Linked DNA regions of Homo sapiens: region 1 is linked to region 2. The links are chromatin loops, found by intact Hi-C in ENCODE. Cell type or tissue: IMR-90. All regions are shown on one strand. Links, peaks and the distances in the headings refer to the core of each region. The heading gives the core; the rest is flanking DNA.

What was found. Peaks named below come from ENCODE experiments on the same cell type or tissue, not always from the same donor. Only the 100,000 strongest peaks of a DNase experiment are listed, where the experiment ranks them.
Region 1: a loop joins it to region 2, with 5 times the contacts of the local background. A loop is called at or near these places in 29 of 110 quality-filtered maps.

What each region holds. Positions count from the first base shown.
Region 1 is chr3:178,944,463-178,950,971 of GRCh38, forward strand. It overlaps a transcript of LOC124906307 not described here. Among named protein-coding and RNA genes, the nearest start is that of KCNMB2-AS1, 87 kb to the left of the region's middle. In IMR-90, for the core only: a CTCF peak has its summit at 3,471 (motif pointing left); no DNase peak of the experiment used is centred there.
Region 2 is chr3:178,433,321-178,439,829 of GRCh38, forward strand. The region is part of intron 1 of LINC01014 (long intergenic non-protein coding RNA 1014); the gene reads left to right. Among named protein-coding and RNA genes, the nearest start is that of LINC01014, 17 kb to the left of the region's middle. In IMR-90, for the core only: CTCF peaks have their summits at 1,327 (motif pointing right) and 3,561 (motif pointing right); no DNase peak of the experiment used is centred there; H3K27me3 peaks cover 234 bases.

The DNA of each region.
Region 1 (6,509 bases), core at 891-5,890, 510 kb after region 2:
TCATTTGAAACATGTAGCCTTCAAGAGGCCGGGGAATCAAACCCAGGGATATATGGACAGACCTAGTAGTGGTATATAGCATTCCATCCATACTCTTCTGGTTAGAACTCAGCCACATGTTTTGACCTGGGAAATATACTCTTCCTTTGTGCCCAGGAAGATAAGATGGATTTGTGTGCATGCCATATGCTGATGTGTTTACATGTTAACTAGTTTGATGATGAGCTTCCTACAACATATTATAATACCACCTTGTTTTCTTAAAGACAACAATAAACATTATACTCTCTTTTCTTCATGCCTCAAGTTCATAATTACAAGGATCACTCACTGTTCTGAGCTAATATACGGACCTGGAAGTTATGTTCCTTCTTTCCTTTCTCAGTACTCCCACTGTTAGTCAACCACATTCACACTTAGTAAAGACTCAAATGTTCAGCCTTTGCTTTTATCCCCTCCACTATCACCCAGTTCAGGTCTTCACCAACATTCTCCTGGAAGTTATCTCTGCCTTCACTCTTACCTCATCAATAGCTAATCCATCCAAAACACCACTTCCATATGAATCTTCCTATAACATGCCTCCACCACCACTGAAACAATAAACTTTTATTTTGGTAAAGTATAGTATTATTATTATTTCCCTTTATCTTTCCAATTTTTACCTCGGCAATAAAGTTGGGTGCAAACGCCTTAGCCTCCATAAACTGAGACTACCTAACTTTCAAATTTCCTTTAATATTCCATTTCAGCCACCTGTGTTGCATTTCCTTCTCCCTGACATTGGTCATCTAATTCTTCCTGTCTGAGATGCCCTCAGCATTTTCTGTGACTGTCTATATTCTAAATATCCTTCAACATTCTGTTCTAGTCTCACTTTCTGTATTAGTTAAGTAACATAAGCTCTATGACAGAAAAACACCAAAATCTCAATGGTTTATGTATTGGTCCATTCTCGCACTGCTATAAAGAAGTAACTGAGACTGGGTAATTTATAAAGAAAAGAGGTTTAATTGGCTCATGGTTTCACAAGCTGTACAGGAAGCATGATGCTGGCATCTGCTTGGCTTCCTGGGGGGCCTCAGGAAACTTAACCATGGTGGAAGGTAAAGGGGAAGCAGGCACGTCTTACATGTCAGGAGCAGGACCAAGTGAGAGATGGGGGAGGTGCCACACACTTTTAAACAACTAGATCTCTCAAGCATTTACTATCACTAGAGCAGCACATGGGGGAAATCTGGCCCCATGATCCAGTCACCTTCCACCAGGTCCCACCTCCAACATTGGGGATTACAATTCGCCATGAGATTTGGGTGGGGACACAGATCCAAACTGTATCTGTTTAACACAATTGAAGTTTATTTCTTGCTCTCATAAAGTCTAAACTGGGTATTCCTGTTAGTCAGGTGGCTCTCCTCCAACTGGTGATTCAGGAACCCAGGCACCCCGGCTCTTCCATCTGATGGCTCTGCTATCTTTAACCCTTGGCTTCCAATGTCACTGCTGCACAAAGAGAAAGTGTATGGAGGAACATGCATGAGAGGACCTCATGAATTAGGCCTGGAAATGGCACAGGGCATGGCTAATATTCCATTAGCTAGAACTCATTCACGTGGCCACATCTAAGATGGCAAGGGAAGTTGTGGGCCCAGGGATAAGATGAAATAGTTTTGATAAAAAGCTATCAGTATCTGTTGTACTTGCTTGTGATTCCTTTCCACACCAATCCAACTTTCCATAATTCCTCCTTCCTCTGAACTTTTCTAGTACTTTCCAATATCATATAGGCTGTAGTAACTTGGGTATTTTTTTTGACACATTTTCTTTCTACGTCAACCAAACTTTAGGGCAGAATCTGTGCTAAATATTTCTTAGTATCTCCCGCAATTACAACAGCGCCCAGCACACCCTAAGAGTTCAATAAATATTAACTGATGAGAAAGGTAATAATGTCCATACAAGTATGCAGAGTCAGTTCTCCATACACAAAATGGCCCCACACTGCTATGAAGTTCTTGGTCCACACTTTTGGTTTTTCTTTCTCTTGCCTTATCATCAGAATTTAGCTACTGCTTTGCATTGCCTTAAGCATGTTTGCTGCTTCTATTCAGCCACCCTTACTCTACTTATAATTTACTGTCTGTAATTACTATACAGGGTTTTTGAATCTTAACAATTGGATTCTTTCTACAAATAAAATCGCCCATGGAACTCCAATAAAGGGAACAAACAACAGCAGAACTGTTGAGATGGTGGCAGGGAGGGGCACATTCTTACTTAGCAGCTGCCTGGCCCCAAAGAGATACTCAGGAAACATGTCTCCCTTCCTATCCTATCCTTGTCTCAGTATTACTGTGTGTTCATTGATAAGCACTTCAATAGGCAAACTCATCTGAGAGTTCTTATTAATGGCACGAAACCTATTAATTTTGTCAGCAGTTCAACCTTACGCTATCCCAATAAGATAAGAAAGGAAAGAGTGAGGAAGAGGCAACAGGAGAGGAAAAGAGTTTTGAAAGCTTTTTGGATAAGAAAGTTGATAGTTGTCACAAAGATTTCCCAAACTTTTCAATGACATTCCATTTTTTCCCATGAAAATTTTCCATCTCGAGTAGCTCACGAAGCCTCTTCTTCATTAAGTGCCACTTAAGGATGAAATATATGTATACAAATATATATATTCATCTTACATACATCATATATATTCATCATATATAATCTGCTTCAAAATGTCTTTATGAAGAACAAATGTGACTAGTCATAAATGTTCATTCAAACAAGAAGCACAAACATCTCTTTCTAAAATGAATCTGGAATGGAGTCTGATATGGTTTGGCTCTGTGTCCGCACCCAAATCTCATATTGAATTGTACTCCCATAATTCCCATGTGTTGTGAGAGGGACCCAGTGGGAGATAATTTGAATCATGGGGGTGGTTTCCTCCATACTGTTCTCATGGTAGTGAATAAGTCCCACAAGATCTGATGGGTACCAAGGGTTTCCACTTTTGCTTCCTCATTTTCTCTTGCTGCCACCATGTAAGAAGTGCCTTTCACCTCCCACCATAATTCTGAGGCCTCCCCAGCCATGTGGAACTGTTGAGTCCAATTAAATCTCTTTTTCTTCCCAGTCTCAGGTATGTCTTTATCAGCAGCAAGAAAACAGACTAATATAGAGTCATATATCTTTTAAACAAAAAAATTAATAATTTACATGCTAAAAGGTATAAGAGTTAGTTCAATTATTTCCAGTCGTTAAAACCTATGGGCTCAGTGAAAAGTTCCATGTGCCAACATCAATATTATTGTATATGTTAAAGTTTATAATGGTTGTAATTTTGAATTAATTCCTGTTCCCCTGGGGCACCATTTTATTGTCACCTTTGATTAAAGTCACTTCAATTAAGTGTTAACTGAATATAGTTTGAAACAAAGTAGAACAAAGTTTCTTTAAGCCACACTGACCCCTAGAGACAGAGGGATTACAAAAATGTTCCAGTAAAACCAAAATCCACTTTCACAAAATTAGTGCAAATATAATAAAAGAATTTATTTTTTGGCATAAGTATGGACTATCCTTTCCTCTCCATGCTATACTCCACTGACTAAGCCTACTGCATTTCATGTTATTAAAATTTCACTGCAAAGATAAGAAGAAAGAGGCAAAGAGAAATAATTTAAAGCTAAACAGAAAAATGTATGGAATGGAAAAGTCTTTAAACTTTGCATTCAGAAATCTGAGTTCTGATTCTATTTCTCCCACATATAACCTATGTAACCTTGGGCAAGCCACCTTCCTCCCTAAGGCTTCACTTTCCCCATCAGTTAAATAAGGATTTGACCCAAATTCTCTGATTCTCTATGCTAAATGCAAACTAAGAAATTCTAACAATTTATTTTCTAATCTGAAAAAAAACCTAAATCACCATTTTTAGAAAACATCCTCTATTATTGACTCAATACAATCATGCATCACTTAACAAAGGGGATATGCTCTGAGAAATATGAACATAATATGTACTTACACAAACCTAGATGGGGAAGCCTACTACATACCTAGGATATATGGTACAACCTATTACTCCTAAGCTACAAATCTATACAGCAAGTTACTATACTGAATACTCTAGGCAATTGTAACACAATGGTAAGAATTTGTGTATATAACATATCTAAATATAAGAAAGGTACAGTAAAAATACAGCATAAAAGATAAAAAGTGGTACACCTGTATAGAGCACTTACTGTGAATGGAGTTTGCAGGACTGGAAGCTGCTCTGGGTGAGTCAGTGAGTGAGTGAGTGTTGAGTGAATGTGAAAGCCTAGGACATTACTGTACACTACTGTAGACTTTATAAACACTGTACACTTAGACTACACTAAATTTATTTTCTTAATTTTATAATAAACCAATCTTAGCTTTCTATAACTTTTATTTTTTTAATTTTTTGACTCTTTTATATAACACAGCTTAAAACATGAACATATTGTACAGCTATACAAAAATATCTCATGTCCTCATATCCTTATTCTGTAAGTCATCTTCTATATTTAAATTGTTTATTTTTTTTTATGTTTCAAACTTTTCTTGTTAAAAACTAAGACATAAACACACACATTAGCCTAGGCCTACACAGGTTCAGGATTATCACTATCGCTGTCTTCCACCGCCATGTCTTTTCCCACTGAAAGGTCTTCAGGGGCAATAACACACATGAAGCTGTCATCTCCTATGATAACAATGCCTTTTTCTGGAATACCTCCTAAAGGACCTGCCTAAGGCTGTTGTACACCTAACTTTTTTTACACGTAGAGGAAGTGCATTCTAAAATAGTGGCCAGGCACGGTGATTGATGCCTGTAATCCCAACACTTTGGGATGCTAAAATAGGATGATTGCATGAGCCCAGGAGCTGGAGATCAGCCTGGCCAACATAGCAAGACCCCATCTCCACAAAAATTAAAAAATTAGCCAGGCAGTAGGATTGCTTGAGCTCAGGAGTTTGAGGCTGCAGCGAGTCATGATCATGCCACTGCACTCCAGCCTGGGACACAGAGTGAGACCCTGTCGCAAAAAACAAAAATCAAAACAATAAAATAATAATAAAAAGTATAGCATAATTAAATACACAAACCAGTAACACAGTCATTGACATGGTTTGGCTGTGTCCCCACCCAAATCTCATCTTGAACTGTAGCTTCCACAGTCCCCATTTGTCATGGGAGGGACCTGGTGGGAGGTAATCGAATCATGCAGGTAGATTTTTCCTGTGATGTTCTCATGATAGTGAATAGGTCTCACAAGATCTGATGGTGTACAAAGGGCAGTTCCCCTGCACCTCTCTCGTCTTCTGCCATGTAAGACACGCCTTGGCTTCTTCTTCACCATCTGCCATGATTGTGAGGCCTCCACAGCCATGTGGAACTGTGAGTCCAGTAAACCCCTTTCCTTTATAAATTACCCAGACTCAGGTACGTCTTTATTAGCAGCATGAGAACGGACTAATACAGTCATTTATTTATCAAGTATGATGTACCGTACATAATTGTATGTGCTAGACTTTTATACAACTGCTAGAGCAGCCAGTTTATTTACATCAGCATCACCACAAACATATGAGTCACACATGGCACTAAAACATTAGGATGGCTATGACATCACTAGCCAATGGGAATTTTTCAGCTTCATTATAATCTTATAAGAACATTGTTGAAAACATCATTGTATGGCACATGACTGTAGTTAGACTGGTCCATGTAGTATATTACTGGCAAAGATTATTGCATTCATTTCTTAGGGTTACTTTAACAAAGTTCCACAAACTATGTGTCTTACAGAAACAGAAATTTATTTTCTCACAGTTACGGAGGCTAGAAGTCTAAAATCAAGGTGTTAGCAGGCTATTCTCCCTCAGACTGTGGAGAGAATCCTCTTTCTAGCTCTAGTGGTGGCCAGCGTTCCTTGGCTTGTAGCTGCATCACTCCGATCTCTTCCTCTATGGTCACATAGGGTTCTCCCTGTGTGTCTCTTTTCACATTATCTTCCCTCTTCTTATCAGGATGCCAAACATATTGGATTAGTGGCCTACCCTACCTTGATATGACCTCACTTTAATTTAACTAATTACATGTGCAATGATCTTATTTCCAAATAGGTCATATTCTGAGATATTGGGGACATCTCTTTTGGGGGAACATAATTCATAACAGAGATGATGGGGGAAAATACATAGTCAGAGAAACTTGACAGTTTTAAAAAGAGAAGCAAAGGCATTTGCCGAATTGACCATTTACAGGACAGGATGTGTACAATGAATCACTTCCTATTGAAGAATTTTACTGCTAAAAAATCAAGCAACGAGGAAAGATTTATTCAGTACAGAAATTACAAGACCTGAGGCTGGCAAAAGTGACTCAGACAAGATCCTGGAACACTGTCAATGAAGGTAGGAGGAGTCCCAGGTAGCTATGCTTCTGTGTAGTGCAGACTCAAATTCAGAACCAGTGCCTG
Region 2 (6,509 bases), core at 922-5,921:
TTGTCTGGATACATCTTTCCATCAGGCTTGTATTGAAGCCCTGTAATATTACACAGGACTACAGAGTAAGCATCAACAGTGACAGTGGGTGGTAGCTCAATTAATAGACATTCATTCATTCACCTATTTATTGCACATTGATAGTGAGAATGTGGTCTGTTCTTAATGCTTGAGATACAGAGACATCTCTGCCCTAAAGAAGCTCAAAATCAGGTATAAAGCTATGAATCAATTATTTATAAATTGGAATCAATATATCAACAAAGAAAGTGATAAAGTAGAAGCCTGTACAAATGTAGAGTCACAGAACAGAGAAGAAAGAGATTAATAACATTTGCAGAGACTCAAGAAAGAATCATTAGAAAAGATAATATTTCTTCTAAGCATGTAAAGATGAGTAGGAGTTTACCAGACGACGGAAAACTCATTCCAGGCAGAAAGAAGACTGTGTGCAAAGGCCCATGGTTTGAAAAAAAACTAGTGTATTTGGGGAACTTACATTTAGCTTGGGTTTCCTAGAGCTGGGAATACACGTGTCTATTGAACACTTGAAATGTGTGTAGTATCAAAAGTTAATTAACATGATAATATTCTGGGTAACCTATTGTTGTTTGGAGGTATTTCTTTTATTTGGTTAGTTGGTTTTTCCTCTCTTAATATGGCTACTAGAAAATTTTAAATTTCATATGTAACTTGAATTATATTTTTATTGGACAATGCTATCATAGAGTATAGAAAATGAAGAACTAATTATGAGAGATAAAGGTGGATTAACAGGCAGGGGCCTATTATGAAGAGCTTTATGTGACGTGAAAGATAGTCTCAACTTGCTCTCCAGAAAAATCTCATATAATAATCAAAGAGCAGTCATGGGAGGTAGTGTGATAGGGACATTGCAGGGGTAGGAAAATCTTGCAAAACTCCTAGGAAGGCAAAAAGGAGAGGATTGAGGCAAGACTCCAAAGGTAATCACCACTTAGGTGGGTAGATCTGCATAATGAGAAGAGGAAGATTAGTTGGACGGAGTGATCACAGCCCAGAGCATAGCACATATCATTTTACAGTGGCTTGCATCACAAGTTCTCATCATCCAATTATTAGGACTTTGTATTTCCCAACGGAAGCAGGAAATAGTGCCTGGCTGCACTCTAGACACTGTAACTGCAGGTTACACTGGGCCTTGTAACGGTAATGTGACTTTACTTAATGAACACTCTTCCTATCATTTAATACCCAACTTGGGAATAGATCTTATCTTGGCAGATAACGGGTCATGCTCTCCAGGAACAAGCAGAAAATTGAAGGAAGTGATGTTTTCAAGGCAGCAGATGGCACTCTTTTCTATGCTTCAGTACTAAAAGTTTCAATGAAAGAAGCTCTGTCTTCTATAGAGAATCAAAAATTTAAAAGACTGCAGCACTTTTCGGGAAAGTGAGGGATGCTTGGTTCTGAAGTCTGATCTACATAGAAATGTTCATGCCAAGTTCTAGAAATTTATTTATTCTAAGGAAATGATTTGAGAGAAGGAGGGCATGGAAAACATATGCATAATAATGGGCATTGCAGCACCATTTATAAAATTAAAAGCAATATAAATACTCATAGATAGGATATGGGGAAATTTTTGTCCATGTAGTTAATATAATACAATACAATATAATATAATATAATTAAACCATAAAAATGACAGCAGTTGAAAAATGCTTCTTGGCTAGATACAGTAAAAATGGTATTTATATAAAACAATCTTTGATCTGTAAATACACAAAAAGTGTATGTATTATACATGTACATATATATACACACATGAATATTAGACTGAAATTTTTGATACAGAAATGAACATAGTTGTTTAAGGGCGCTGGGATTATTAATGCCCTTGTTTTTCACATTTCAAGTAGTATCTAAGTAATTGCCTAAATATGACAGCATAGCTTCCCCTCCTAAGAGAGACTTACCCAGGAAGCCCCAGGGTAATCTGTGCTTTAGGTAATTTTGAAATAGGGAAAGAAAGTTAAAGTAGTCAAAGACTCACCAAAGCTCCACCAGGTGGTCAGGCACTGGGAAAATTGACCTAGCACAGTGTCTAGAGCTAGCTTTCTCTAGACTTGCTGTTGGACCTGATGCAGCATTTCTTACCTTCCTCGAGGATGCTGTTAAGAAAGAACTGGCTACTCGAAAGTGAAGCTCTGGTGTTTCAACTCCAGAGCTTGCATCCAAAAAGTACATGAGGTTGTAATGATGGATAGTTGTTGGAATAACCATTGTTCTCACTGGTCCCTAGAAAGGGATCTGTGGCTCTGCAATGGGGAGAAAGACAGGTTGCTGTTTGCTTCTCATGTCAGCACTATGGCTCAGAAGGAAGCACCATAGCCGCAGTCACCCCAGGGAAGTATGAGGCACAGTCTCCAACACCACTGAGGCATCGCCGCTGCAAGATTGATTCTGCCTTAGGGGAGGCAAGACAAGGCTGAATGTACAATGTGTAACTACCATTCGCTGAGCCTCCATTGTTAAGCAATCTTTGTGTCAGGTGCTTTACGCATGTTATATGCCTTACCTTCAGAGCAACTCTAGACAGGTTTTACAAGCCCCACTTTGCCCAGGAGGAAACTGAGACCCAGAGAGATTGATTATTATATACAAGCTTTCTTAATAAGAAAATTACTGAGTTGAAATGAAACTCAGTTATCTGATGCCATGCTCTTTTCACAACACTACTTAAATGCAAACGGTCCCCTCTCCTGAAACCTGGCATGCACTGGCTCCTGGATAAGCTTCTCCTTGACTATAGACTCTTAGGGGCTAAAGAAATGAGAGCACAACAGAATATTGAGTTTCAAGTTACTCAGAACTCCCTCAGGAAAACTTCCTTGTTTTACAAATGCAGAAAATAAACCCCAAGGGGATAAGATTCTATTTTAAAACAATATTTGTACAGTACTGTTATGGGCTGAATTATGCCTCTCCAAAATTCATATATTGAACCTCTATTACCTAGTACCTCAGAATATGACTGCATTTGGGGTAAGAGTCACATTTAGGTTAGTTTTTATAAAATGAAAGAGTTGTATAATGTCAGAGAACAGGCTTTCATTCTAAATGAGATTCTTTCTCCTTCTGAGGTTAAGCTAAGTGAAATGTCTTTTGGGCAGAATCACAGAACATTAGAGACTACTTGTTGAGATTATCTCACCTTTTCTCATTGTCTAGATGAATACATAGGACCAAAGAGAAAGAATTTTTGCACTTATTGTACCAAGATATGTTCCTTTCTTTCATGAAATTGAGAGTACAACAAGTAATTGGCAGCACTTAGTGTCAGTATTGCTCTTATGCATTTAACTATAAACAGAAGGGAGAATATTTTTAATGTTTTCTTTACTTAAAAAAGAAATCCTACAAACAAGTTGATATTCTTGTGTCACAATAAAAATACTCTGTCTGTTCCCAATTTGTCAAAAGGACAAGAATTTTCAAGCTCTCGACAGGACCCTTAGAATTTAATCATTTAAAAAAAAATGTTTTAAGTTTCTACTGAGAGTTCTTCTCAATTATGTCCAGTAGGTGGCATTACTTTAACCACACAAAGCAAGAAAACCATGAAAAAGCCAGAATAATTCTGATACAGATCAGAAGCTCTCAAATGTTGGCTTCAGACTAGCAGTGTCACCATCACCTTGGAACTTGCTCAAAAGGCAGATTCTTGGGCCCTACCGCAGGCCTATTGAATCATAATCTCTAGGGGTGGGCCCCAACAATCGTGTTTTAATAAGTGATAATGTTGCATGCTAAAAGATGAGAATCACTGAGATAGAAAATCAAGTTTGCATGAAAATCAGATAATAGTTTTTCACATTGAGGCAACATGATAATATACATTACAAATGTTATTTCCTAATGAATGCAATATTCTCTTTTCAGAGTCAACAGCATGGACAAACCTCAATCACCAATATCATTTCTGTTGGCCTTATTAATTACTTACTATGGGCCTAGTATTTCACCAGTATCAACTCATTTACTCTTTATAACAACCCAGCACGGCCAGTGCTCTTCTCTCTCTTTTTATAGATGAGGAAGTAGAGGCTTCGATGTCACAAGACTGCCTCTTATTACGCAGCAAGTAAATGAGAAGACAGTACTCAATATCGGCGAGGTCTTGACACCAAAGCCCTTGCTTTTCTTCTTTATGCCCATGTAGGGTTGTCAGATTTAGCAAATAAAACTACAGAACATGCAGTTAAATTTTAATTTCAGATAAACAACAATTTTTTTAGTATACATCCCATGCAGTATTTGAGACATACTTACACTGAAAATGTTATTTGTTATTTATCTGAAATGTGATTTGATTAAGAATAATTTTATCTGGACACCCTATCCTGTTGTCTCTATCTGTGTGCATTCCAATCAGTTGCAGAAAAAGGAACTAGAAAATAATCTTTCTTAAGGGTTATTAGGAATAAATCTGAGCATGGGCCTCACTCCAGAAGCTGCAGTTTAACGTCCGTCCCAGGTGATTTGTATGCACATTACTGTTCAAGGAGCAGTGGCCTTAGAATGCTTACAATCCAAAATGACTGTGGTCTAGAGCTGGGGACCAAATTTAAAGACCCCTCCAGACCTGAGAGTCTATGAATCTATGAGGAAAGTGAATGTGAGATAGAATAGCAGTTTACTATTTTTTGCACTTACTTAAAATTCTGATACAACTTTATATGAGGCAACAAAAATATTTAAAAATCAATAAATATTTTCTTTATAGAATTACAATACTTGATTAGGTTTTTGAGGATAGGAATAAAATTAAGTAGAATTTTATGATTCTTTTGCAAAGCATTACAAGAAATATCTTTAATATTGGATTTGAACTGTCTTCAAATCAAGTCACAAACAGAATATTTACAGCAGAAATAATGCTACTCATTTTATAAGTAAGAATACTTTTGTTGAAATCCATAACATCAAGTATGAGATGCAGAGAGAGTAAAATAGTTTCCCAAATGATACAAGTACTTATTCATTCCATGTTTATTGAACACCTGGGGGAGGTGAAAGGTGAAGGTGTGTTACGATAAACATCTGCAATTCATGTGGGATGTTATGGCACCCCTTTATGCAAAACTTTAAATAAATGGTCTGTTCCAGGAACCTGCTTCAAGTTGCTGAGACAAGAATGACAGCCAGGCTGGGCGCGGTGGCTCATGCCTGTAATCCCAGCACTTTGAGAGGCTGAGGCAGGCAGACTATGATGTCAGGAGTTTGAGACCAGTCTGGCCAATATGGCGAAACCCCGTCTCTACTAAAAATACAGAAATTAGCCGGGCATGGTGGCGCACGCTTGTCGTCCCAGCTACTCAGGAGGTTGAGGCAGAAGAATCACTTAAACCCGGGAGGCGGAGGTTGCACTGAGCTGAGATCGCGGCACCGCACTCCAGCCTGGGTGACAGAGTGAGACTCCCCCCCTCCGCCCGCAAAAAAAAAAGAATGACATCCAACAGTTCCTCCTGCCATGCCTACAAAAATCATTACAGCTCAAATAAACATATGGGTCAGCTCATTTAGCAGACATGTATTAATTTCCTACTATGTGCCAGGCTTTAAAGAATGGGCTTATATGTGAGAAAAAAGGGGCAAGGAAATATCATCATGTGCCATGATCCAGTGGACTAGGAATGATGGTACTATCCAGGACAGAACCTTGAAATGGAGAGAGACGTGTGTGCGTGTGTGCGCGTGTGGGCGCGTGTGTGTGTGCGTGTGTGTGTATGGGGTTGGTGAAGAGAGGTTGGATACAACATCAGGAAGCCAGGCTGGGGGATCTGATTAGAAAACTTCTGCAGTCTCCAGTCTTGGACTTACTATCATTGCCTTGCCTCTAGCCACAATTAAAGAAAAGTAATTCATTTCCATCTGCCTGGTTTTAAGTAACTGGAAAGTCTTTCTGCTTTAATTCGTATGCATTTTCCATATTTTTTTCTCTCTGACATTAATTTGCACAGGGCTTAGAAAAAGGTACTTCATTAACTATTAACCATGGTACTTAAGAAGTTGGGGACTTTCAAATCATTAATCATATTAAAAATATATAAATCCACCTCTCTTCACATTTGGCCCACAGAGGTTCACGTTATGAAAAGAGTTTTAGTGATTTATTTGGTCTTGAACCACAAGGTTCTGTTTTTCTTAAATCCCTATAAACAGTCTACATTTTGGACACTGAACAAGTAAATGTATGTTGCATTTTCTCACTGAATCCACAGGGTTATTAAAATGTATACTTATTCCCCAAATAATCCAAGCTCAAGCACTTGAATAAGAATACCTCAAGGCTTTCCTCTTTCATTTGCTTTGTGGACAGCAACTGCAAGGCAGGGATGAGTCAGCACGTGTGTCCAGCTAGCAGGAATAGGCAGTAGCCCTGGTTTATGCTAAGCCATAGGGGAATTTTGCAGTCATTTTGTGCTTCACTGTCCAGGTTTTTCAACATCAGTGGAACCTTTTGT